Regions from separate parts of the Homo sapiens genome. Here all the other regions are linked to region 2. A link is a contact called in ENCODE Hi-C or POLR2A ChIA-PET data. All regions are on one chromosome and are shown on one strand. The core of a region is the stretch at or near the end of the contact, and the rest is flanking DNA. Distances in the headings are between cores, read along the strand shown.

Region 1 (5,155 bases), core at 742-3,241, 560 kb after region 2:
AGAGCCTCCTCCAGCAGCTCTACAGACGCCCTTGATGCTGAGATAAGACATCCTGTATAGGGTAATAATGTCACATTTGAATATTTCTAAATATAGTTTACATTTTGGGGGAAATGAACTACATTACATAATCTGTAGATCACATCACTTACCACTTTTACTTAGCAATTAGTATTTCTATATCATCACCATCAGGTAGCATTCAGATGCCCATCGTGCACAAAAAATGAGTTCGGTTTTGTTGTGGAGGCACTCAGCAACTTTAGCAGATAAATATTTAAGTCATTGCAAATTTATCTGCAATATCTATAGAAAACATCTTTCCTATACTAGTTCAAATAGAGTACTTTGAATTGCGTATGTGGCTATTTATGCCTCCGGGGTGGGGGGGCGGTGGGAATTAAAAACCCGGAAACATTTCGCCAGAGCTCAGGGCCTCAATTTATTTTAATGCATGGAAAGAGTTTATTAAAAGTGAACCTCAAATTACTGAGGTTTTGCCTTCTTTTATTGTATGATTTTTAAAGTATTTGCCATACTAGTAAGAGTTCTGCAGAGAAGTGACATGTGGGAGTAGAGATTGTCTGGGTCAGACTAAATCAGCATTTCTTTGGCACAGGCTTGTCTTGGGCCGTCTGCCTGAGCCGACTGTATGTGTGAGCTGCAAAACAGAAAAAAGCTGTTGAGAGTCTTAGCCCAGGCTAAGAGCCCATTACCCCCATTTTGTTATTTCTGCCTGCAAACAGCAGTTCAATTAGCTTTTCTGGTGATAAAAGATAAAGATTTATTGTACCCCATATACAATTGAAATCAGAATTTCACAGGAGGGTCACAGTCATTAGAGAAGTTTTGGAATACTATTCTCCTAATAAGCACCATATGGGTTGTTGCTGTTATAATTTAACACCTACTAAGCAGGCATCTCATTCTAGGCTTTGAACAGCTGAGAGGCTAGCTCCTACCTTTTGTGCAGCTTAAAGTCAAAGCCACAGGTAGGAAATGTCACTTTGCTTGGTTCAAGACACGTATTGACAAGAGTTAACCACGAGTTTGTTTCCTTCCAGTTTATCTTACAAACCACAGTAAAATTCTGACATAGGAACACAGTCCGAAGTCCAAAGTGCTTTCGCACAATAAGTTCATTATGCCCAGCGTGCAATTCATGCATCAAGGGGGCCGCCGGACCCCATTATCTTTATACAAATCAAGAGGCCAGTTGGAACAAGGAGGCTGGTCAGAATGGTCAAATTGTAGTTTTTCCCTTTCTTTTTTAAAAAATTTATTTTTTCACTTTGTATCGTTGTTCAGAATGGCACTTTTTAAAAGGAAGAAAGCCTCCAGCCCTGCCAAGCTCTGTTTACTCCACGGGAAGGAAAGGGGAGGAGGCTCCCTCACTCTCCAACAGCCTGGAGCCCACAAGGAGCCCTTGCTGCGGTTTCCAAGGCGGCCCCCTGACTTGCGCCGCGCCTCTATTCTAGAACTTTTCCCGGGCTGGAGCAGCGCAGTCTCCGCGCGCCCGGCTCTGCGCACGTGGAGCCGCGCGACCCCGGGCGGGGCGGGGCGGGGCGGGGCGGAACGGAACGGAACGGGACGGGACGGGACGGGGCGGGGCGCGGGCCCGGAAACGGGAAACGGCCCGGTGCGCCCCGCCCCTCCGCTCCGCCGCCCAGTCCTGGCCCCGAGCGCCAGGCCAAGCCAGCGCGCCAGCTGCCGGGCTATAATTAGAGGGACCGCAGCCCGGGCCCGGCCACCTCCTCGCGCCCCCCGCCCGCGTTCCCGGGGAAGAATGTGCGAGTGCGCGCGAGGGCCCGAGTGCGCCGCCGCCGGCGCGCTCTCTGGAGCAGAGACCGCGTGGTGAACCAAATAAAGTAAAAGGTCTGGCTCCTGCTGGGCGAGGCCGAGCGAGGAACGTGCGCGCCAGAGCAGGGGTGTGGCGAGCCCTCGGTGGCCCAGAAAAGATCAAACGCGCGTCAGCAGCAGCCGTGGCTGCCGCCTGCAAGGGTCCCTGACGCGGGCCGGGCTGTACAGGGTGGATTTTCTAAGTTGGAGATGGCGCATGACAAGAGCTGCCCCAAATCAAATGTCACTCCCTTTTTGGAAATCATGATGCTGCTTTTTTTTTTTTTTTTTGGCTGCAGCTATAATAAGCCAAATGTTCCGTGCTGGTGAAGTAAACACGCGTGTTTAAGAAGCATCTGTGTTAGCACTAATGGATGGTGCATGCTAATAAAAATGTATTTATTAAGCAAACCTCAGGACATGCCCCTATGGGAACTGCCCAGAGTACTGTTAACAACTGACTGCCTGAAAATGAGTTTACTTTCTATCAAGAAACTTTTATTTAAATTTGAAGAAAAAAGTTTTTCTTTGATCATAGCATTGTTGTGCACCTGAGGTTCTACCCAATTAGTTAACTGCTAATTTTTATTAATTATTCCCTTTAATACTCTGCAGTATTTTCTCAAAAAATGAACAGCATGACCCCTGTCACTTTAAAAAACTGACATTAAACTATTTCTCCATCACCAGCCTTGGAGTTGGGGGGGCAGGGTGCTGGCTACCAGAAGTAGCAACTAGATTGTGGAATAAGTATTGTGTAATAGTTTTAGTGATTGTTTAAAAGTGAATGAACCGGTGAATGGATAGGAGGCTAGAAAAAAAAAAAAAAGCCTTGCTTCAGGCTTGTGAATTCCTAGACACAACCCTACCCAAAGACTTCCTTCACCAACATATTTTTCTTTCTAGATAATAGGCACAAAAACCATTTAGAAGTTTGAGATGGAAATCATGCAATGCACTCTGCTCTTTATATATGTTACTGAGGAATCTGGAAGCTTTTCCGGGTTGAAATGCAATTCCTAGGAAATTATTCTTGCTCTTTTCCTGTGGCTGTTTTTAACACAGCAGCAATGCAATTTCAGTGGCTCTGCTCCTTCACAAAGACCTTTGAGAGGGAACTATGCTGAGAGATGCAAATTCAAGGTTTTCTGAAAACACCTCAGAATTGTCCAGTTCTGCCCCCAGATAAAACCACTAGAATAAAGGTCAGGAAATCTCCAGATGTTCTTGGGACTTGCGCAGTCATCTCAGGTAATTCAATTAGCTTTTGTGTCTGTTTTGCAATTATTAAAAAAAAATATAGGCCAGGCACAGTGGCTCACGCCTGTAATCCCAGGACTTTGGGAGGCCGAGGCGGGTGGATCACCTGAGGTCAGGAGTTTGAGATCAGCCTGGCCAACATGGTGAAACCCTGTCTCTACTATATATACAAAAATTAGCTGGGCGCCGTGGTGCATGCCTGTAATCCCAGCTACTTGGGAGGCTGAGGCAGGAGAATCACTTGAACCTGGGAAGCGAAGGTTGCAATGAGCCGAGATCGCCACACTGCACTCCATCCTGGGCGACAAAGTGAGACTCTGTCTTAAAAAAAAAAAAAAAAAAAAAAAATATATATATATATATATATATATGATGTACTTGCCTCAGAGGGGGCTAAAATATCAAATTAGGTAATTTCTATGACAGATTTCTGGTTTTTCATTTATCAACCAGACATGAGAAGGTGCTGTCATACAGGGCATCATTAGGTGATTGGGCACAGTGAGTGCCTACCACCCAAAATAGAGACTTTCAGTTATTATATTAAACAGAATAATAGCAAATCGCTTTGAAACACTGGAGAGAAGGGGCTCCCCCTGCTGTCATCACAGAAAATGCATTGTCTCAGGCCAGTGTCTTGTAGCTAGAGTACTCACTGGGTTTCAATCACAGTACCAGAAGATTCTCGAAGTTATCATCACCTTGGAGGATGTATAGTTTCATTGGAACTAAAAATATCACAAAAAAAGAATATGCATATTTTTCTTGAAACACCCTATGCTCAGATTCATTTACTCAAGGCTCAGCCTGCCTATGAACCACCAAAATGGTCTACCTCACTCCATTTATGACTTTAAAAGCAAGGATGGTATATGTGTGGCTGGTAGCAGCTGGAGGTGAGTGGGTTGAAAATATGTTTGAACATATTTCATTTTTGTTAAGGTTTGTTTAAATAAGGAATCAATAAAAATGATGTATAATGGGAAATAAGAGCATCTTCATTGGATTTTGGCCTTGGTAAAAACGTTGTGTTTGTAAAAAAATCATTTAATTTTCTTGTAAATCATATTTCTTTACACAGGAGCCACTGGATTCATGAATAAGTCTTCAGAGGTCATGAAGAGTTGGGTTTGTCAGCCTCAAAATTTGTAGCACTGGAAAGAAATGATTCAAGGTCTCAGTAACAAATACTGGCTGAGCTGAGTCTCAAGGAATGACCAGACCAAGCCAGAGATCCTTCATCTAGGCCATGTTTGCTGAGGGGTTGAGGACATGGATGGAATTAGGTTGAAACTCTTCGTGAACAAGATGAATTGTAAGCAGTTAAGAAGGAAAAGATGCTGGATGTGGTGGTTCACACCTGTAACCTTAGCACTTTGGGAGGCCGAGGTGGGAGGATCACTTGAGACCAGCCTGGGCAACATAGTGAGACACCATGTCTACAAACACTTTAAAATAAATAACAATATTTATTGTTAAATAAACAAATATGAAAGGAAAAGAGATGGCATGTGCAAGAGTTGAGAGATTGGAGAGGAAAAATTACATGAAGGAACCAACATCTGGCCATAGCCATTCATTCATTCACTTATTTGTTCATTGGTTCACTTGCTCTTTCACTCCCCACATATATCTCATGATAAATAACATGGCCTCTGGGGTCAGACGGCTTACTCTTAACTTCCAGCTCCACCTCTTTCTAACCTTAAATATAAAGGTATTAAGAAACAGTATCTTCAGTTTGCTTCCAGAGACCACTTTCTTCATTCTGCAACCTCACTGGCTGTTCTTTCACTGATTCCTCATCGTCTCACTTGTTGGAGTGCCCCTAAGCTTAGTCCTCAGATGGTTTTTTTTTTTCCTCTCTCTCTGTCTACACTTACTCCCTGCAATCTCATCCAGAAATATGGTTTTAAAATAACATTATATGCTTACTCTCAGATTTATTTCTCTAGCCTAGACCTCCGTCCTTGAGTGCCAGCCTGGTATATCCAGCTACCTACTCAGTTGTTCGCTTGAATATCTAATTGACGTCTCACATTTATATGTCTGAAGT
Region 2 (5,649 bases), core at 646-3,145:
AAGTCAAATCCTGGCTGGATGCAGTGGCTCACGCCTGTAATTCCAACCCTTTGGGAGGCCAAGGCAGGAGGACTGCTCAAGCTCAGGAGTTCAAGACCGGCCTGGGAAACACAGTGAAACCCCAATCTCTATTTAAAAAAAAAAAAAAAAAAAAAGGCCAGGCGCGGTGGCTCACACCTGTACTCCCAGCACTTTGGGAGGCTGAGGTGGGCGGATCACAAGGTCAGGGGTTCGAGACCAGCCTGGCTAACATGGTGAAACCCGGTCTCTACTAAAAAAATACAAAAATTAGCTGGGCATGGTGGCATGCACCTGTAATCCCAGCTACTTGGGAGGCTGAGGCAGGAGACTCACTTGAACCCGGGAGGCGGAGGTTGCAGTGAGCTGAGATCGCGCCACTGCAGTCCAGCCTGGGCGACAGAGCGAGACTCTGTCTCCAAAAAAAAAAAAAAAATTAGCTGGGCATGGTGCTGCTGCTTGCAGTTCCAGCTACTCCGTGGTGGGAGGATGGCTTGAGCCCAGGAAGTCAAGGCTGCAGTGCGCCGTGATCTCACCACTACACTCCAGTCTGGGTGACAGAGCAACACCTTGTCTGAAAGAAAATAAGAACAAAGTCAAATCCTATTTTGCCACTCAAACTATTGGATGATTTAACTAGTAATCTTTTATTACCCTGAGAGTCAATTTAACAAATATTCACTATGTACAGCTAATAGAGACACAGCATACATGATGAATAAAACATAATCCTTACTGTCTTGCCTTTACATCTAAAGAGACTGTAACTAACACTAAAGCAGACCAAAAATGATTATAGTAAGTACCATGGGGGCTTGGGAAAATATCCCTATTGTAAATAGCAAAGAATTTTTTTTTTTTTTTTTTTGAGCCAGGGTCTGCCGCTTAGGCTGGAGTGTAGTGATGCGATCACAGCTTACTGCAGCCTCGACCTTCCAGGGCTCAAGGGATCCTCTTGCCCGAGCCTCTCAAAGTGCTGGGACTACAGGCGCCGAGCGCGAAGGTGCCCGTCTAATTTCTTTTCTGTAGAGAATAAGTCTCGCTAGATCGACCAGGCTGGTTCAAACTCCTAGTCCTCACGCAATCCTCCCACTTCGGCCTCCAAATGTGTTAGGATTACAGGCGAGCCACCGCACCTGGCTGCAAAGAAATACTAAGTTAGACAGTATCTGAGGTAGGCCTTGAAGGATGGACATTATTTTGCAGAAGGGGAAAGAGGAGGGCAATTACAACAGAGGGGACAGGAATAACAACTGTAGAGGCAGTGGAGAAAGCAGGCTAGAATGTCAGGGGCTGGAGGGAGATGAGTCTGGGAAGACGGGCTGAGAACACCTTGAAGCGTTTTGAATGCCAAGTATCTACTTTTCCAGGTAGAATAGCAGGTCCGCATTACAATCTTTCGAATTGTATGTTGACGTGACTCGTTAGAGTTGTGGTTTTTATTTTGGAATAATGTCATGTTTCAGACAAGTTGCAAGAAGAGTACAAAGAATTCCTTTGTACTCTTCACAGCGATTAGCAAATTGTAAACACCCCACTGCGTTCACCCCTAACCGCATTTCTTGCCAAACCTCCCTCCCTCCTTTTCAACAAGTCAGTATTCTACGTGTTTCTCTCTCGGCTTGGGTGGACACCCCGCTCCTAGCCTGGCTGATTCTTCACACTGCAGGCTTCAACCACTCCCAGAAGACGTCCTTCACTCCCAAAATGAGGCTTTTCTGAAACGGCGAGGACCACCAACCGACGGCGACAAACCTGCTCCCTCACCCAGCGCCTCCCTTCGCCGCCGCCCGGCGGCCGACTGCCGGAGGGGAGGGGGCGTGGCCAGAGAGCGGAAGTGCCCGGAACCCGGAAGTGCGAGCTGGCGCGCAGCTGCAGTCTGGGAGTCTTTGGAGTAAGAATGGCCTTGGAAGGGATGAGCAAACGGAAGAGAAAGAGAAGTGTCCAGGAGGGGTGAGTGGCGCGCGGCACGAGTACCTGGGGAGGGATGTTGTACGTTCCCTCGTGCTGGCGAAGCGGTGGTGCGTGGCGTGGCTGAGTTTCTGTCGTCCATTTCTAGAGAGAATCCTGACGACGGCGTTCGCGGGAGTCCGCCGGAAGACTACAGGCTTGGACAGGTCGCCAGTAGCTTATTTCGCGGCGAACACCATTCCAGAGGTGGCACCGGTCGGCTGGCGTCCCTCTTCAGTTCTCTGGAGCCCCAGATTCAACCCGTGTACGTGCCTGTGCCTAAAGTAAGTCACTGGGCTTTCTTCCCGAATAGCTCGTTAGAACCACTTACATACAAAGCAATCTTCTTACCTACCGCGTGAAGCGTGATTTCTAAAGGGGGCAGACAGGATTCATTTTAAGTAACCTTTCATGACTCTTACATACCAGTGAGAGAGAAGAGATTCTCATTTAGAAAGACTGAATTATGGCTTAGGGTCAGAATTCTAGAAGTATGGGGTCTCAAATATAACTTCAAACTTTTAAAAAGCAAACCATCAAAAAAACGAAACGGAATGAGGAGGAAGAAAGTACATCCCAGATTGAAAGACCACTTTCGCAAGAACCTGCCAAAAAAGTGAAAGCGAAGAAGAAACACACTAACGCAGAAAAAAAGTTGGCAGACAGGTTGGTAAAATTCTCTTATTTGATGTTAAAGAAATTAGATGGTAAATTAACATTCCTATACTTGGAATATTCGTCAGTTTTATTTCATATTTCTACTTTCTTTCAAAACTTTTATTATGGAAAATCCAGTACATATAGAAAAGTTGAAAAGGCTAAGAAACCCCGTGTACTCAGCATCAGCAATTACTAATATTTGGCTAACCTTTTTGTATTTTTACCCCACTCATATACCCCCTCATTATTTGTTTTTGTTTGTTTTGAGATGGAGTCTTGATGCCACGCCCAGGCTGCAGTAGAGTGCAGTGATCTCAGCTCACTGCAACCTCCGCTTCCCAGGTTCAAGCGATTCTCCTGCCTCGGCCCTGAGTAGGTGGGACTACAGGCCTGCGTCACCATGCCCAGCTAATTTTTGTATTTTTAGTGGAGACAGGGTTTCACCATGTTGGCCAGGCAGGTCTGGAACTCCTGACCTCAAGCGATCTGCCCACCTCGGCCTCCGAAAGTGTTGAGATTACAGGTGTGAGCCACCTCGCCCAGCTACCACCTCATTATTTGGAAGCAAAATGAAAATTTATGTTTCATCTATAAATATTTCAGCATGTATATAAAAGAATTTGGTTTGCGTTTCTTTTTTTTTTTTTGAGACGGAGTTTTGCTCTTTTTGTCCAGACTGGAGTGCAGTGGCCTGATCTCAGCTCACTGCAACCTCCACCTCCCGGGTTTAAGTGATTTTTCCTGCCTCAGGCCTCCCGTGGAGCTGAGATTACAGGTGCCACCATGCCCGGTTAATTTTTTGTGTTTTTAGTAGAGACAGAGTTTCATCATGTTGGCCAGGTTGGTCTTGAACTCCTGACCTCAGGTGATCCACCCACCTCAGCCTCCTAAAGTGCAGGGATTATAGGCATGAGCCACTGCACCTGGCCTGGTTTGCTTTTTAAAAAAAAAATTTTTTTTTTTTTTTTTGAGCTGGAGTCTCACTCTGTCGCCAAGGCTGGAGTGCAGTGGCGCAATCTTGACTCACTGCAACCTCCGCCTCCTGGGTTCAAGTGATTCTTCTGCCTCAGCCTACTGAGCAGCTGGGACTATGGGCGCGCCATCACACCCAGCTGATTTTTGTATTCTTAGTAGAGACGGGGTGTCACCATATTGACCAGTCTGGTCTCGAACTCTTGACCTCATGATCCACTTGCCTCCGCCTCCCAAGGTGCTGGGATTACATACGTGAGCCATCACACCTGGCCGAGTTTGGTGTTCTTAAATTTATTCATTTCCCTCATTAACTTTTTTTTTTTTTTTTTGAGACAAGGTCTGGCTCTGTCACCCAGGTTGGAGTGCAGTGGTGCGATTGCGGCTCACTGCAATCTTTGCTTCCCAGACTCAATCCAGCCGCCCACCTCAGCCTCCTGTGTTGCTTAGACTATAGGCATGCCCCACCATGCCCAGCTAATTTTTGTATGTTTTGTAGAGACGGGATTTTGCCATGTTGCCCAGGCTGGTCGCAAACTGCTGGACTCAAGTGATCCAGTCAGCATTTTTTTTTTTTTTTTAGTAAAAAAATAGAAACAGGGTCTTGCTATGTTGCCCAGGCTAGTCCTGAACTCCTGGGCTCAAACCATCCTCCTACCTCCGTCTCCCCAAGTGCTAGGATTACAGGCATGACCCACCATGCCCGGCCAGCATAACGTTGTTTAACAGTGTATTTGAATCAAGATGCAAATAGTGATCCCATCACGTGTACCTAGCTAACAGTCTTCATTCCTCTCTTCTTTGCCACTCTCCTCAAGCCCCTTATTTCCTTTTCCCTTTTCTCATTTCAACTGAAGACCTTTGTACCAGTTCTGGAGCTGTTAATCACTGACAGTTGGGAACTGCTACTTTTTGTCCTATTTAAACTTAATGCATCTGTACACAGCCATATTTCTTCCCCTCTTTCTTAGAGCAGAGTGTCTTCCCTCTTGTCCAAGATTAACTCAACCACCTGGGTGCTGTGTGTACCACATATGTTCTGCCTTTTTAGGGACTGTGCCGTCAGATCCATCCACGTTCGCCTCTTTCCCTTATCCCTCGTTTTTTTTTGTTTTTTTTTTTTGTTTTGAGATGGCGTTTCACTGTTGTCGCCCAGGCTGGAGAGCAACAGTGCAATTTTTGCTCACTGCAACCTCCGCCTCTGGGTTCAAGCGATTCTCCTGCCTCAGCCTCCTGAGTAGCTGGGATTACAGGCGCCCACCACCACACCCAGCTAATTTTTGTATTTTTTTGGTAGAGATGGGGTTTCACCATGTTGGCCAGGCTGGCCTTGAACTCCTGACCTCAGGTGATCCACCCGCCTTGGCCTCCCAAAGTGCTGGGATTACAGGCGTGAGCCACCGCGCCTGGCCCTTATCCCTCTTTCTGCTAATATAGACGTGCTCACGATTCTAATCTTTAAAAAGGACATTCCCCCTAACCGCCAAAAAAAAAAACCCATGTAATTGCATGTCTCTGTTTGCTACCATTCCCACAGTCCTTCCCTTCAGTCTAGCTTTTAAGAAAAGTAGTCTGTTCTTGTACTCTCTCCCTTCTCTTGATCTGTTCACCCTTCCACGCACTTGGATTCTGGTGGTGGTGGGTTTTATTCTCCGTCCTGACTGTGCCACTGAAGCAGTGCCCACTGAGGCCACCCTGACCTCTCATATGTAATGGGCAGTGCAGCTTTTGTCTTATGAGTCCTCTGTTACCTTTCACGTGGCTGCTTTTCTTGTTGAAGCTACCGGATTCTCTGAGAGAAATCTCTTCTGATTGTCCTCTTGCCAATTCTTTCTTAGTGTTACTGTGGTATCTTTTCCTCTGACTACTCTTTAAATGTGCATTTCCCTCAGGGGTCTCATTCTTGGTCATGTTCTTGTGACCCTTTGTCACCCTTTGTTGGGGGCAGTATCTCTTGTGCCCACCGTGATCTCTCTCCTGATCTCCAGACATGTATGTTTGTTTGCCTCCTGGCATTTGCACCTCTTTATTCCATATGTACCACCAGGT
Region 3 (5,127 bases), core at 642-3,141, 660 kb after region 2:
TCTGCCACCTCCTTGCTATGTGGCCCGAGGCTGGTCACCTGCTCTCACTTAGTTACCTTTCCCTAGTATTGGGGGAGAGCAGAGCTTTTTGCCTTATCATTCCAGGACCTGAGGATGTGTATGCTGAAACAGTGGCATTTCTCTGAATCTCTTTGAATTACAGTGCACATATCTTCAGGATATCAGAGACATCCCATCCATACCAGCACGTGCCTTCTTTTCCTAGTCATTTTTCTTCAACTATTCCCGTTTGAGCTGGGCTAAGAGAACAACAGTCTGGACTCATTCCTTAGGTGCATTGTTGGCCTTCTCACAGACTTAAATATATACATCTGTCCCACTTTTAGAGAAAATAGGAACAAAATCTATTACATGTATTTTAGGCCCTCTATCTGAATTCTGAAGTCTTTCTCTGACTTCTTTTTCAGCTTCAGCTTTTGATTTCAGGCACATTCACACTTGTTTAGCTTTCAACTTACAGAGAATGCTGGAAAAGAGATTCATGCATTATTTAGAGCATTCGTCTAAATGCCCTCCCAGATCCCTTCTAACTCCATGAGGTCCCATGAGTCTGTGAAATGCATGGGCAAAGGAAGAGGAACTGAGGCTTTGAAATCAGATATACCTAGTTCCAATTCCTAGTTCTCAAGTTTACTAGTTGTGTGACTTTGGGTGAGCTGCTTAACCTCATAGGAGCCTAGAGTCCTCATCTAAAAACCTGGGCCAGTGCCAACTACCAAGCCATGACTGTGAGGATTAAATGAGACATCACTTCCATAAAAACACGGAACAGAGTGTGAGGCATACAGCAGGTGCCAAGGTAGATATTAGATCCTGCTTTTCATTATTGGTGCAAGTTTCTGATGGGTCAAACATGCAGGCTGTTGTATATTTGAATATTGCTTCAGTCTTCACTTCCACGGTTTTATTTCAAAAAGAGAAAGAAGGAAGGAAATAAACAGAAACTGTCAGAGGCCCTTCGGAAATCATCACTCATCCATTGAAATGTGCTTTCCATTCAAAAACTACCTTATTAATTATTCATTGCTTTTGGAACTGAAAATGAGAACAGAGCTTAAGACCCAGAGTTGGACAAGAACAGTGTTCCAACTGCTTGATTTCTGTCATTTCCTGGTTTCTACGCAGTACCTCCCAAAATCTGAGATTTGCAGTTTTGGGAGTCGAGAGAACTTTAGGCTTGATGATCAGTCAGGTTTAGTCAGGTTTAGCCAATGCCCTGGAATGACTGTTCTCTTTACTTTCATTTCCACTCCCGGCACCGCATTTCTGGGGGATTATTTCACTGCATGGGTGGCCCGAGTCCCTTGGCCTTCAGCCTTATGGCTCATTCCACCGCTCTGGGCAAGCCATAACCACCCGAACATGCAAGTCTTTCTTTTGTGCCCCAGTGGCATGAGTAACATCATTAACTCTTCAGGGCCGAGGTTTGGGATTAGGTAAAAATCTTACATCCCCCCGTGTTTGCAGTCAGAACACCAGAGTAACAACAGGGTGTTTGCGGGGCTTGTTTTCACGCCAGAAATGAGGTTGCCCTAACACACAATCCTTAAGATGTTTTTTCCCTAACGATTGTCTTCACCAGGATCGTGGGTTACAAAATGGAAGCTCAGTGCTTCCTGCTTCGAGTTCCAGTAGAACAAACATGCAAGAGACTCCTCGGCTTGGAAACTCTTCAAACCAGGGAAGGGCTGCTGATGTGTCCCCAGGAGGGGAAGGGCAGGAGGAGCACAGTTGTGCAGGGGGGTGTTTCACATGCTTCTCTAAAGAAGAGCTTCCTAAAGTGTAAAAAGGCTGGGGAAAGACACATTTCCCAAGGCCTGGGGCCAGTGCGGGGACAAACGCGAGGCTGGCGCACGTGCATTGCGGGTTCCGCGCGCCATCTGGTGGCTTCGGGCTGACATTGGGCGCACCATCCGGGCTTTTACCCCATTGACAGACCTCATAGAAGGAACCCATTGCGGGCGATAAAGTTCTGCTGGAAGTGATCACCAGGGCCCCCAAAGGAAGACACCGAGGGCCAGATGTTCCGAATTCCACTCCTTATTCTACAACTGGATACTGAAAGCCTCAGGTTCTCTTTGACAAGGGGGCACTGATCCTTCCTTCAGGACCAGCCTTCCTATCACACAGCAACATAAGCACTCGGCTCTGGGCAGTGTGGCCCCTCTGTGCCTTGCTTTCCACATCATGACGCCACATGACGGGCCACAGGAGTCTTCCCTTCGCCCCTACCTGGAACGCGTGTATTCCCTTCCAGCCTTGTGAATCCCACAGTTCTCAAGGCTCAGTCCACAGGCATCTTTATATCCTTAGAATATTTGCCTCATATTTTGTTCATACTAGTGTTTCCAAAGTGTGTTCCAAGAATGATGGTGTTATTAATCAGAATTGTATCTCTTTTTGAAAAGGCATTCAAAGTTTGGGAAAGTCAGGGTTACGCAAAGGTTAAACAGACCTGATTGCAGGATATCTCAGGAGCATGACACATACTGAGAATGTAGTGGATTTCTAAGAAGGAACTACAGTTTGCTATAGTTTCTAAACTTGTTTGACATCAAAACCTTCCTCCTATCTCCACCTTTGAAATGTATCTTGCAAATATTGCATCTAATAAAACAATTTTAAGGAAAAATAGCATCCTGTTCACTTGACCCAAGATTATGTAGCTGTCTTTTTAAAACTGGAAGACATCTGCATTCGTTTGCTAGGGCTATTATATTGCCTCACGGTTGTGGATGCTGAAGATCCAAGGCCAATGTGTTGGCAGGGTTGGTTTCTTCTGAGGCCCCTCTCCTTGGCTTATAGATGGTCGTCTTCTCTCTGTGTTACCACATGGTCTTCCCTCTGTGCCTATCTGTGTCCTAGTTGCCTTCTCTTTTCTTCATTGTTTCTTCTTCTTCTCCTTCTTCTTTTTTTTTTTTTTTTTTTTGAGATGGGGGTCTCACTATGTTGCCCAGGCTGGTCTCAAACTCCTGAGCTCAAGTGATCCTTCTGCCTCAGCCTCCCAAAGTGCTGAGATTACAGGAATGAGCCACTGTGCCCAGTCCTAATTTTCTCTTCTTATAAGGACATCGGTCATATTGGGTTAGGACCCACCAACATGACCTCATTTTACCTTAATCACCCTTTTAATGTCCCTATGTCCAACTACAGTTACATTCAGAGGTACTAGGGGTTAGGACTTTAACAAAGGAATTTTGGGGAGCCACAATTCAGCCCGTAACAACATCTTATTGTTGCATCTGTAGGGTAAAATGTATGCTTCAATGGAAAATTATGCATTGTTTAGAGCAGGGTTGGCAAACTACAACCAGTGAGCCAGATCCAGCTGGCCACCTGTGTTTGTAAATAAAGTTTATTGGCACACAGCAGCATTCACCCTTCACATATTGTCTAAGATTACTTGCATGTTCACTGACAGTTGAGTATCTGTACAAAAACCATATGGCTTGCAAAACCAAAAACATTTACAATCTAGCCCTTTATAGGAAAAGGTCTAGAACCCACCCACCCACCCTTCAGGGTTATCTAATTTTGATCCTATAGGGGCTCTGCACCTTTCACGGCCTTTGAGTTATTTTACAACTCAATAAATTGTAGATCATGGATAACAATGCAAAACAATCCTTGACCACAGACAAGAAGCAGCCAGTTTTGCCTCAGTTTGCTTATTCCTTTCAGTATCCTTATCAATAAATGTGTGTCTTCTTTGGATTATCTTTTGAACTGGCAGTAGCGTCTTGCAGTTTCCTCATTATTAATGAATTGAATAAATCTTTAACTTTTTTTTTTAGTATCTGTACGAGTCATAATTTTACCTTTTTTTTGAAAAAGTGTCCCTTAAAATATCAATGTTAGGTTTCTTGAGTGTAATAATGGCACTGGGATTATAAAAGACAATGTTTTTGCTCTTAGGAGTACATATTAAAGCACTTAAGGTGTGTCACGCGCGTCCACGTGAAGAGAGTCCACGAACAGGCTTTGTGTGAGCAGCCAGGCTGTTCGTGTGACAAGGTGAAGTGGCATCATGCTTACAATTTGTTTTCAAATGGTTTGGCGTATATGAATATAAATGTGTGTGTGTCTGTAAATACTCACACATACATCACATATATAGGAGGAAAGATGGAGGAAGAGAAGGAAAATTGGTAAACTATAAACAACTAGTGAATCTAGGTGAAGTATGGTGCCCTTGAATGGTGTACTATTCATTGAACTTTTCCATATGTTTGACAATTTTCAAAGTAAAAAACTGGGCAAGGGGGGATAAGTTTATGTCATATTCCTCATGAAGCGTGTTGTCAGCTTCATGTCCTATTCTTCTGGATGTTTTTCCAGTACTTCAGAGATTAGCCAATTATAGACGTTTGTTAGTAGTCTGACTTTCTGCAGTGGGTACTGCAAGTAAGAAAAAGTAAATGATTGGGAGGCTGAGGCTGGCCAATTGCTTGAGTCCAGGAGTTTGAGACCAGCCTAGGCAACATGGAGAAACCTCAGGTCTATGAAAAAAAAGAAAAAAATCAGCTGGGTATGGTGGCATATGCTTGTAGTCCCAGCTACTAGGGAGGCTGAGGTGGGTGGATGGCTTGAGCCCAGGAGATCGAGGCTGCAGTGAGCTGTGATCATGCGACTGCACTCCAGCATGTCTCAAAAAAAAAAAAAAAAAAAAAAGTAAATGGAACATGAAACATTAATGTTTCTACTGTCACATGGCTCAATTTCTTCTAGAATTCTTAATAGTACCAAGCAAATAAGATGTTAAAGTAGATTTTTTTTTAAGCTAGTTATATCCTATTCCTAAAGAATGCTCTTTAAAAAATAAAATTTTATGGCCAGGTGTGGTGGTTCACACCTGTAATCCCAGCACTTTGGGAGGCCTAGGCTGGCGGATCGCCTGAGGCCAGGAGTTCAAGACCAACCTGGCCAATATGGTGAAACCCTGCCTCTACTTAAAAAATACAAAAATTAGCCAGGTGTGGTAGCGGGTGCCTGTAGTCCCAGCTACTCAGGAGGCTGAGGCAGAGGAATCGCTGGAACCCGGGAGCAGGAGGTTGCAGTGAGCTGAGATCATGCCACTGCACTCCAGCCTGGGTGACAGAGTGTGAC
Region 4 (5,586 bases), core at 1,846-4,345, 840 kb before region 2:
TCAGCCTGCAAAGCTCTTGTCTTAAGTCCGTTCAGCCACTGCGCCTAGGCTGCTGTGGCTGGGTGTATTGGACACACCGCAGATTTATCGTCATTTTTTGTTTGTTTGTTTGTTTGTTTGTTTGTTTTTAGACAGAGTCTCGCTCTGTTGCTCAGACTGGAGTGCAGTGGTGCCATCTCGGCTCACTGCAACCTCCGCCTCCCGGGTTCAAGCGATTCTCCTGCCTCAATCTCCCGAGTAGCTGGGATTACAGGCATGTGCCACTGCGCCTGGCTAATTTTTGTGTTTTTAGTAGATACGGGGTTTCACCATGTTAGCCAGGCTGGTCTCAAACTCCTTGCCTCAGGTGATCTGCCTGCCTCATCTTTCCAGAGTGCTGGGATTACAGGCGTGAGCCACCGCGCCCAGCCTGATTTATTGTCTTTAATGTCAGCCAAGCCCTTGACCAAGGCAGGTGTGGTGCTCTTCCTCTCTGTCCCATAGCAGCCTGTCCAGACCACAGCCAGCCGCTTCTCCCACTGTGCCACTGACCAGGGCCCTCATCTTTTGCACTAGCCTGTACAATCAAGGACTCTCCTATTTAGCCCTTGCAGGGCGCCTGGCTGATGGCAGCTTTCACTAAATGCTTATAACACTAGTGAGTAAGTGCTTCACGTGTCCATGGGGCTCTTGACCTGAAGCGTATGATGACTACAGTGATTTTAAAAGCCCTGCTGTGGTAGAATTTTGGGAGAGGAAGGCAGCTGGGAGCCAAGAGCTGCTCCAGGAAACAGGTGTGATGAAACTCAACAATGCAGTTTCACACTGTGACAGAAGAGACTGCACACAGAGGAGGAGTGCAAGCTCTCTTCCATGCTGGTTTACGACCTTTCTGTTTTCCCTTCTTTGTTTGCCTTTTCCTAACTGCGAGTTCAGTGCCCCTCCCTGGCCATTCGTCTTCCTCTCTAGCCCTGTGAGAATGGGGGTAAATGTTGGGAAGGGACATGAAGAGAGTTCATAAGTAAAGAAAGCTGTTATCACCGTTATTGCTGTTGCTATCACTATTATTAGTAGTGTTGTTCTTAGTGGCCCCTAGGAACATGAGGATGAAGACCATGTCAGATGGACATTGCCCCCTTGACTTGTAAATTCTCCTTCTTGGAAATTTGGCAGTCTTGCTTGGACTAACAAGTGTCTATTTGGCAGTGAATGAGATGGGGCTATAAGCCAGCAAAATCTCAAAGCCAGGCTGGGCGTGGTGGCTCAAGCCTGTAATCCCAGCACTTTGGGAGGCCGAGGCGGGTGAATCACGAGGTCAGGAGTTCGAGACCAGCCTGGCCAACATCATGAAACCCCGTCTCTACTAAAAATACAGAAAATTAGCTGGGCGCAGTGGCAGGCGCCTGTAATCCCAGCTACTTGGGAGACTGAGGCAGGAGAATCGCTTGAACCCGGGAGGCAGAGGTTGCGGTAAGCTGAGATTGCACCACTTCACTCCAGGCCGGGCGACAGTGATATTCTGTCTCCAAAAAAAAAAAAAAAAAATCTCAAAGCCAGCAGAGACCAGGGACTGTTCACTGCACCTGAGTGACCTTGTCCAGAGATGTGTGTCCCAGAGGTGCATGCTCAGAACCCGTGTAGGCCCTGGGAGTAGCTGCCTCTGTAGTGGGGCGTGGACTCTGTGCAGGAAGATGCTGAATAAATAGCACCTTCCCAAACAAGTTCCATTCTGAGTAGCCCATGGGTTCTCCCACGGTTGCATGTCGTCTCTTTCCAGAGAGTCTTGACATCTGTGAGCACCTCCCCTCTCTCCACTCTATTGAGTATATGAGAGGCTACAATTGTCATTTATTTGAATGAACACAGAGAAACCAATTTAATCAAGCAAGGGAATGGAATGCAAATCCAAGGTCAAGAATGTACTTTCTTCTTAGTTCTCCTTCTTGTAAACCAAAAAGTATCTGAGACAGGTCTCAATCAATTTAACAATTTATTTTGCCCAAGTTAAGGAGATGCCTGTGACACAGCCTCAGGAGGTCCTGATGTCGTATGCCCAAGGTGGTCAGGCTACAGCTTGGTTTTATAGATCTTAGGGAGACATAAGACATCAATCAATACAGGTAAGATGTATGTTGGTTTGGTCCAGAAAGGTGGGACAACTGGGAGCCAAGTGTAGGAGGGAGAGCTTCCAGGTCATAGGCAGATTCAAAGATTTTCTGATTGTCAATTGGTTGAGTTATTATCTAAAAACCTGGAACCAATAGAAAGGAATGTCTGGGTTATGATAAGGGCTTGTGGAGACCAAGGTTTAGTCATGCAGATGAAGCCTCCAGGTAGGCGGCTTCAGAGAGAACAGATTGTAGATGTTTCTTATCAGACTTAAAGAGTCTGTTCTGCCAGGTTTTGTTGTTGCTGTTGTTGTTGTTGTTGTTTTAATTGAGATAGAGTCTCGCTCTGTCACCCAGGCTGGAGTGCAGTGGCGCAATCTCAGCTCACTGCAACCTCCACTCCCTGGGTTCAAGAGATTCTCGTGCCTCAGCCTCCCAAATAGCTAGGATTACAGGCGCCCATCACCACGCCCAGCTAATTTTTGTATTTTTAGTAGAGATGGGGTCTCACCACATTGGCCAGGCTGGTCTCAAACTCCTGACCTCAAGTGATCCACCCGCCTCAGCCTCCCAAAGCGCTGGGATTACAGGCGAGAGCCACAGGGCCCGGCCTGTTCTTTCAGTCTTAAGGTCCATGTTGATGTTAATGGTAATGAGACGTGGCCAACCCTCCCCTTCCTCTCATGGCCTGAAGTAGTTTCATAGGTTGACTTTGGAATGCCCTCGGCTGAGAGGAGGGGTCCATTCCGATGGTAGGCGGACTTGGAATTTTATTTTTGGTTTACACTCTGTTTCATTTTCCTCTCATTCTCTTTGTCCCCCCACCTTGAGAAAAGTCACCCCAGACTTCCTGCCACTCCTCAGATAAGTATCAGGTCTTGAATGCTTTCTTCCCTAGCAGCTCGAACTAGATGAGTAAGAAGACGCTTGTCTGAGTCATCAATGTATCAACCAGAAACAAGCTCAGGAAATGCGTCTTTAGCATCCCCACTACCCCCACCCCATCCACCAGGCCTTTAATGGAAAGTTTCCCATGGGGGCCAGGGACACTCAGCAGGGGACTCTCCCTAGAGCCCCTGGGCTGCTCCCACTGTCTGCTGGCCCAGAAAGTCCACCGAGATCACAGCTTTTTATAAACTCACTTGAGATTCTATTTCCTGAGTACAGTTGAGGTTCCCCCTCCTTTTTACAAGTTCAAGATACAGTACTTCAAAGTTCCACTGTAAATTCTAGAGCCCTTGAGATTTTCTATGCTGACCAAATACTTTGTTAACACAACTCTGTCGGCCACATAAAATGGAACAACGCTTACTGCATGAAAAGTTTTGTTTGGTTGACAGCACACAGGACACCAGTTTTGTTTTCTAACTGGAAAAGCACCACCACATGCAGATGTGATTGGTAGGAAAATGGGGCTCTGGATGCACAGGTAATTTTGGTGAATGAGCTAAGGTACTGTGTGTACATCGCTGTTGTCGTAACAGGTTCAATGTGAGGGAGCCGTCTAAGCACTGGCAATGTGGACGCCAGATGCCAGACCAGAAGGGCGGGGCTAGACCACAAACCCAGAGACCTAGGTTCTCGTTAGAACTGAGCCACCAACCAGTGCTGTGGCCTGAAGGAGTCTCTGAGCCACCAACCAGTGCTGTGGCCTGAAGGAGTCTCAACTTCTCTGAGTTTCAGTTTTCTCATTTGGTGTAAAAACTGCAGTTGCTTATCACATAGGATTGCAATGAGAATCAAATGAAACATATCTGTGAATGGAAACAGCTTATATGAAAACTCTAAAACCCTATGCCAACGTAAAATTTTGTGGAAGTAAACACGTTTTACATTCAAGAGTGAACAAAACCAGATTTTTTTTTTTTGAGACAGAGTTTTGCTCTTGTCGTCCAGGCTGGAGTGCAATGTCACAATCTTGGCTCACTGCAACCTCTGCCTCCTGGGTTCAAATGATTCTCCAGCCTCAGCCTCCCGAGTAGCTGGGATTACAGGCACCCGCCACCACACCCAGCTAGTTTTTGTACTTTTAGTACAGACGGGGTTTCTCCATGTTGGCCAGGCTGGTCTCAAACTCCTGACCTCAGGTGATCCACCCACCTCGGCCTCCCAAAGTGCTGGGATTACAGGCGTGAACCAACGTGCCCAGCCAGACATTTTTTATTCTAACCAGATGGCTTGCTTGTATCTTTGTTTGGTGCTTCCTACTTCAAATGTTTTGTTTTGTTTTTTATATTAATTAGCCTCTGGGACAAAAGAAAAGCATGCATGGTTTTGTCTTGCTGGGTTCAACAAATACTTTTCTGGCATGCTAACTGCTTCTCACCAAGGGAGCAACCACGTTAAGCAAACCAACATGAGAACTGGCAACACAGACAAAGGTACTTCAAATATTCACTGGCAACACACTTATGGAATGTCACTGTGTCTGCTTTGCGAGGATCCAGTCGCAAATGAACATCTGGGTGCAGAGCTCGAAATGTCTCTGTGTGCCTTGTCTCGTCACCTCCCACTGACTCCTCAAACAGTCCTGTGAGATCTGTTATTACTGCCATCCCTGTTCCACTGCTGCAGGAGGCACAGCTTAATCTGTATCATTGACATGTACAAGGTGACACCAGAAGTAATGGAACTGAGGCCAGGCATGGTGGCTCATACCTGTAATCCCAGCACTTTGGGAGGCCGAGGTGGGTGGATCACCTGAGGTCAGGAGTTCGAGACCAGCCTGGCCAACATAGTGAAACCCCGTCTCTACCAAAAAAATTCAAAATTAGCCAGACATGGTGGTGGGCACCTGTAGTCTCAGCTACTCAGGAGGCTGAGACAGGAGAACTGCTTGAACCCAGGAGGCAGAGGTTGCAGTGAGCTGAGATCAGGCCACTTCACTCCAGCCTGTGCAAGACAGAGTGAGACTCTAATTTAAAAAAAAAAAAAAAAAAAAAGTAATGGAACTGAGAGTCAAAAACATTCCCAGGTGCAAAATTCTGAGAAATATATAATATTCTAGTCTATGTGATTACAGTATATTTTTTATTATTAATTAACATTTTAGTATATATTAATTAATGTACACATGTGTAAACATATATACAAATAAGTACATATTTCCCCTTAACATAACTGGTAATGCCTAGAGCAGGGGTTGGCAACTACAGTCCCCATAGGCCAAATCTGGCCCACTGTTTGTTTTTGTAAATGAAGTTTTATTGGGAAAGCCACACTCATTCATTGAGGTATGAAACATGGTTGCTTTCATGCTACAACCACAGAGTTGCGTAGTCGTAACAGAGACCTCATGGCCCACAAAGCCGAAAATATTTATTCTTCCTCTTAACAGGAGAAGTCAGTTGAGCCCTACCCTAGACCTATTCAACCACAATCTTCTACTCATCAAAAAAAAGCAGAGAGGAGGCCAGGCATGGTGGCTCATGCCTATAGTCCCAGCACTTTGGGAGGCTGAGGCGGGCGGATCACCTGAAGTCAGGAGTTCAAGACCAGC
Region 5 (5,253 bases), core at 1,279-3,778, 620 kb after region 2:
TCAGCTGGGTTTGTCTGATTCCAGCGGCCATGGATTGTGGTTGGAGGATGAGGGGTCACTGTTCAATGGTAAAGGGAGGTACTCGAGGCTGACCATCTGTTCAAAGAGTGAGTGTGTGTTATTATCGCTCCCACAGTGATGCAAGGCACGTAGTTAGAGTTAGTGCCTGAGCCAGAGACCTGTTTCCTTCCTTCCTTCCTTCTTTCCATTTTCCCTCCCTTTCCTTGGCCCTCCCTTCCTCCCTCCTTCCTTCCCTCCCTCTTTCTTTCTATCTCTCTCTCTCTCTCTTTCCCTCTCTCTCTCTCATACACATAACACACATAATAATAAATCCAGATTTCAAAGATTCAGTATGAAAGGGTATAAAATATCTCATCAATAATCTCTGAATTAATTTTGTTGAAATGATCATATTTTGGATATACCAGGGTTAAATAACATGACAGAGAAATTATATTAAAGTTTATTTAACCTGTTTCTTTACTTTTTGGATGTGACTACTAGGATATTGTAAATTCCATAGTGGGTCAGGTGAGGTGGTTCACGCCTGTAATCCCAGTGCTTTGGGAGGCCGAGGTGGAAAGATCGCTTGAGGCCAGGATTTTGAGACCAGCCATCTCTACAAAAAATTTAAAAATTAGCTGGGTGTGATGTCTCACACCTGTAGTCCCAGCTACATGGGAGGCTGAGGTGGGAGGATCGCTAAAGCCCAGGAGTTCAAGGCTTCAGTGAGCTATGATTGCCTCACTGCACTCCAGCCTAGGTGACAAAGTGAAACCCTGTCTCTATAGAAATAATAATAAATAAATAAATTGCATCGTGGCTCGCGTCATATTTCTATCGGACAGACTGGTCTACAGGATTGCGTGTATGAGTCTGCATGAAACACCAATGACTTGTCAAAACTCTCCTCAGCCTGAGCAAATGATTTCATCCCACTAATACCCACACTGAAACAAAGTGAAACTGGCTAGGTACGCACAGACTTTGGCCTCTGCCTGGTCCGTGGCCCCTCTTGGGTATGATGCTGAGGACACCAGCTGGAATTGCTCACATTTTTTCCCTCTGCACACAGAGCACATGAAGCTCTGTCCTTTCTTTGCCTTGAATGGCACTAGCATTTCTTTCTTGAGCAAGGTGCTTCGTCATTCCTCTGAGGAAGGCAGGTGATGAAACCGTGACACAGAAAAATGGCCTGCTCCCTCCAAGGCCATTCCCAAAGGCCGTGGCCGAGCAGAGCCAAGCATGCCATCTACCATGAAGCTGACCACCCTCAACTGCCTGGACGTTCTTTTCTGGCTAACGATCTTACAGCAGTGGACAGATTCAACACACAGGCTTCCAGGGGAAAGGATGGTGGTGTCCGATAGTCTCTGACCCCTCCCATGATCATAGTATTCAACCCTCCCTGGGCTCAGTGACTTATTTCCTCCTCTTGGAGGTGGGAAGTGCTATAGTATTCCTCTTTGATGATTTAAAAGTGGTATATGCCTTTTACTCTTTCCTCTTTATATCCAGCCCTCTCCTTTCTCTGTGCTGCTTTTACACCAGTTTCCATAGTAACAACCTCTATTGTATCCCTGACTGAGAAGGGAAATCATGCAGATGTTCGAAGGGATACAACACCTTCCAGCAGCTATTTTGATGCACCGGCTCCTTATCTCCCTCACTAATTTTCTCGTCCTTCTCTTCTCCTTACTGCTGCCCCTTCCTCCAAATACTTACAAACCCATCCCAAGCTCCCTGTCTCCCCAGTGTGAGCCTGGGGGAGTGGGCAGGGAGAAGGAGAGTGCTGGCAGAGGAGGGAGAGGTCTCATTACGAATCTTAATCTTTCAGGTGGCTTCAGACAGAATGACAGGCACCAGTCCCGGACAGGACACGCACAACACAAAAGCTATGGGAGGTAGAATCAAAAGTACCAGAGCCCAAGAGCCGTGGAAGATGGCTCTCCGATTGCCTTCAGACAAGCACCCTTACCTGAATGCTTGCAGAATAAACAGACTGCCTGAACTATCTGTGCCACCAACCCCACCCCGCTCGCTCCTGCCCCAGCCTCATGAATAGCTCCTGCACCATATCTGTGAGTTTGAAGGTCTGTCTTCCTTCTACGCATTTCCCTTGGAGAGATCAGCCACCTTTTCTGATGGGCAGGGCAGAGGTGGAAATACAGCGCACGCACACACACACACACACACACACACACACACACACACACACACACACCAGGGCTTTGAAGACCTGCAACAACAGAGTTGCCCACCTTTCCTCCAGCAGCCAGGCTCAGCCGGCCACCTGGGAAGGCAGGAGGAATGGGGGTTCATCAGTCATCTCCCGAAATTGTTTGATGAGTTCTTTGCACCATTCCTCCTTGGAACTGGACATGATTCTTTTGATTACACAAGCCTGACAGCCGATCATAATAACCATGTAACTGAAGAGAACCTATTCCTGTCCAGCGGCATTATTTGTTCACCTAAAGCAAAGCCTGAGCTATATTTAGCATATGATGTCAGCGGGTTGTTTGGATTCTTGGAAATTGGCAGGAAGCCACCTCTCACATGATATATGAAATCACTGATAAATGCTTCTTTTCACCAAAAGAAAAACAGCTTAATAAATGTGGCCCTTTTCTGCTTTCATCTTCCCTCCCTTCCCTTGGCCCTCCCTCCCTCCCTCCCTCTCCTGCACCCTCCTTCCTTCCAGCCAGCCCCTCTCCCTCCACCGCCTCCCACCCCTGCCACATCTGGGATTTGTCTTTCTGTGGCACAGCTCAGCAGAGCCTGTGAAGTGGAAATGAGTTGCTCAGTATCACAGATCAAAATGAGGCTGTTGGGATGCTCAGGATGTTTTTTTCCTCTCCTCAAGCCTGGAAGGCTGCCAAAGTGCTCGTGAATCAGACGCACATGCACAAAAAGGCAAATCTATACAGCAGTGGCTTTATGGGGCCCGGTATTGACGGCATAGCACTAGCTCTGGGTTGCTGTTTTGCAGGCAAGGATGGGAAATAGATAGTGATTCAGGACTGCCATTAAGTGTGGAAACAGCCCCTGTACAGATTGTATGTAATAAACCCAGCACAGAGAGAAGCTGTAAGCAGCTCTGGATTTGCTGCCCTGGATCAGCCACGAGGCCCATCAAGTTCAAGCTCCCGATAGGTGTGGTGGTTAATACCTGGTGCTCTATCTTCCCCATCCTGCACTGAGTCCATTATACTAAAGCTGTCAGAGGGGTTGGAAGGGGTTGTGTGTGTGGAATTAAATTAATTCTTGCCCTCCTGTGGAGATCAGTTTATATGGCCTGAAGCACAAGATTTAATTACCCTTATCTTAGCTCGTGTAAAAACCAATGTCATTATTGATCATGGATTCACCAGGTCCCTTTCACAATCAGCTGTAACATTTAACTCAGTGACCCCCTGCAGGCCACGGGAAATGGGGGAGCAGCAGCTCCCAGTGGTGGTTTATTGACATTTATTTGTCCTCAGCTTCATCCAGTGGCCTCCTGTCTGCCACTGGAAGATACTGTGAAGACAAGAGAGGGGCTTGTTTCAGCCCTTTAGTATCTTGGATACCTTCATGATAGTCCCTTCTAACACAGGCTCTGTCAAGGCCAAGCAATCCTGGCATGGGTGATATCAGCCGGCCTATGAGGGACCTGCAGAGTTTCAAAAACAGCACCGTGACACTGACTGCAACTGGCCTTTCTCCCACACGCACACATGCGCAGAGCTAGCTCGTCTTCATCCTGGATGGGAGAGAAAAACAAAAAGGAAGGAGGAGGGAGGGAGAGCAAACCATGTCTGTATTCTTGATGTAACTGCCTCAATTTTTTACTGGGGTGAGGAATGGATGCAGCAATGAATAGACAGGTGAACAGACAAACAGGTGAATGGACGGATGCTTACATTAATTAATCAACAGTGAGAAATCCCACAAAATGAACACCGGTTGTAGGAAAAAGCTGTTCTTCCAACCAGTCTTCTAATTAGCATTCATCTGGGGCTCTATATAGAAACTGCAGACGAGTGGAGGGCTGTATTTTAATTGGAATTATTTTTTTTTTCTTGCTTAAAATGAGGGGTATTGGACCCGGATGCCCTGTTAGATCCCTTTCAGCCTCTGAAATTCTAAGGTTCTGTAATTCTGTGATTCTGCAACTTTATGAATCACTCAGGGTAAATTAACTTTTTTCTGGAAAGCAACTGTCCTCCTCTTCCCCTAGGTGCAGCGAGCGAGCTCTGCTCTGAGATAGGGTCCTATCCTCAGACATGGATGCTTCTGGAATCCTTCCTGCATGGGGGATTGGGACTTCTCTGGGACCTGAAGAGCCAATAAATACCCCTCTTCTGGAAGGACATTTGTCCTCACCAAGAACACAGCTCATCTGGGCTCTCTGGAGGGCCAGGATAGTGTTTATAATGATGATGACAATTTCTGTTTTATGCAAAGACCAATTCTTTTAGCCTAAGCTGCTCAAGAAGTTTGCCATCATTTCTATCAGCCCCAGATCTCACATAGAATAGCACCGTCGCAGCTGGCAGAGCACCACGTGACAGGGACAAATAACTCACTTGCCCAGCTCTGGGCCAGGGCTGGCCCACAGTTTCGCTGGCACTGGGCTGCAATCACAGTCTGTCTCATCACATTACCTTGGAGGAGGTGCAGGAAGCCCAGGCGAGGTCGGGAGAGAGATGGAGAAAGTTGAAAGATTTAGTATTCTCACAGTTGCCTGGGAGAACACAGCACAGCATGCAGAGCCACAGTGGCACAGCGTGCAGGGCCACAGTGGCACAGCGTGCAGGACCACAGGGCCACCCTCGGGGTGGGTCAGGAGCCAGAGGGAGAGTGGGACAGTGGCAGGAGCTGTTAGGGTGGTTTCCATGGGAAGGAAAAGCAAGGCAGGGTGTGCGGGCTCGGGACCGGCTAGCTGTGTTTGCAAGTGGCACCCCTGCGAAATTCACCTTTACTGTGACTGTCAGAGTGTAGAGTTTAAAGTTATCTGAGGACTCCAGATGTCTACGGGTATATTAGCCAGGGTTCTCCAGAGAAACAGAATCAATAGAAGCATGCGGAGCGGAGGGATGGGTGAAGAGAGGGAGAGAGAGAGACATTTTAAGGAATTGGCTCACATTATTATGGAGGCTGAAAAGTCCAAAATCTCCAGCAGGCTGGAGACCCAGGGAGATGATGTTGCAGTTCAAGTTAGAAGACCGTCCACTGGCAGAATTCTCTTCCTAGGGTCAGGCTTGGCTC

The links. Hi-C counts contacts between places; a loop is a spot of excess contacts on that map. ChIA-PET counts read pairs that join two places held with the same protein, here RNA polymerase II (POLR2A). Pooled maps may share reads with other maps.
Region 1: a loop to region 2 is called in a map of CD4-positive, alpha-beta memory T cell, with 4 times the contacts of the local background. The contact joins the enhancer-like site here to the promoter of RBM34 in region 2. A Hi-C loop is called at or near these places in 1 of 168 maps with a recorded cell type or tissue (CD4-positive, alpha-beta memory T cell), 2 of 37 single-sample maps with no recorded cell type and 10 of 50 pooled maps. POLR2A ChIA-PET finds 5 or more read pairs at or near these places in 10 of 52 experiments (B cell, CD4-positive, alpha-beta T cell, MCF 10A and 7 more).
Region 3: a loop to region 2 is called in a map of HepG2, with 6 times the contacts of the local background. The contact joins the enhancer-like site here to the promoter of RBM34 in region 2. A Hi-C loop is called at or near these places in 2 of 168 maps with a recorded cell type or tissue (HepG2 and naive thymus-derived CD4-positive, alpha-beta T cell) and 12 of 50 pooled maps. POLR2A ChIA-PET finds 5 or more read pairs at or near these places in 8 of 52 experiments (HepG2, MCF 10A, OCI-LY7 and 5 more).
Region 4: a loop to region 2 is called in a pooled map, with 7 times the contacts of the local background. The contact joins the enhancer-like site here to the promoter of RBM34 in region 2. A Hi-C loop is called at or near these places in 4 of 50 pooled maps.
Region 5: a loop to region 2 is called in a pooled map, with 2.6 times the contacts of the local background. The contact joins the enhancer-like site here to the promoter of RBM34 in region 2. A Hi-C loop is called at or near these places in 1 of 50 pooled maps. POLR2A ChIA-PET finds 5 or more read pairs at or near these places in 3 of 52 experiments (Caco-2, WTC11 and naive thymus-derived CD4-positive, alpha-beta T cell).

Annotation. Positions count from the first base shown.
Region 1 is chr1:234,596,652-234,601,806 of GRCh38, reverse strand. No RefSeq gene overlaps it. Among named protein-coding and RNA genes, the nearest start is that of IRF2BP2, 11 kb to the left of the region's middle. RefSeq lists silencers at 906-955, 1,356-1,885 and enhancers at 1,429-1,942, 1,943-2,456. Within about 2 kb of position 1,991, at least 40 of the 41 ENCODE cell types and tissues checked have a DNase peak (open chromatin) inside an H3K27ac peak, as active enhancers do; they include B cell, CD4-positive, alpha-beta T cell and OCI-LY7, where a contact is called at or near this core.
Region 2 is chr1:235,157,496-235,163,144 of GRCh38, reverse strand. It overlaps RBM34 (RNA binding motif protein 34), which reads left to right and starts at 1,895. Exons shown (of 11, transcript NM_015014.4): 1 at 1,895-1,971; 2 at 2,078-2,252; 3 at 2,498-2,634. The coding sequence starts at 1,919. RefSeq lists enhancers at 1,561-1,740, 1,442-2,641, 2,928-3,532.
Region 3 is chr1:234,496,020-234,501,146 of GRCh38, reverse strand. No RefSeq gene overlaps it. Among named protein-coding and RNA genes, the nearest start is that of TARBP1, 19 kb to the right of the region's middle. RefSeq lists enhancers at 1,096-1,185, 1,596-1,645, 1,686-1,735, 1,730-2,024. Within about 2 kb of position 1,891, at least 35 of the 41 ENCODE cell types and tissues checked have a DNase peak (open chromatin) inside an H3K27ac peak, as active enhancers do; they include PC-9, where a contact is called at or near this core.
Region 4 is chr1:235,997,045-236,002,630 of GRCh38, reverse strand. The region is part of intron 12 of NID1 (nidogen 1); the gene reads left to right. Among named protein-coding and RNA genes, the nearest start is that of LINC02768, 27 kb to the right of the region's middle. RefSeq lists enhancers at 471-1,179, 3,145-3,214, 3,255-3,304, 2,206-3,405. Within about 2 kb of position 3,095, at least 13 of the 41 ENCODE cell types and tissues checked have a DNase peak (open chromatin) inside an H3K27ac peak, as active enhancers do.
Region 5 is chr1:234,541,971-234,547,223 of GRCh38, reverse strand. No RefSeq gene overlaps it. Among named protein-coding and RNA genes, the nearest start is that of LINC01354, 13 kb to the right of the region's middle. RefSeq lists enhancers at 4,279-4,779, 4,780-5,253. Within about 2 kb of position 2,528, at least 26 of the 41 ENCODE cell types and tissues checked have a DNase peak (open chromatin) inside an H3K27ac peak, as active enhancers do.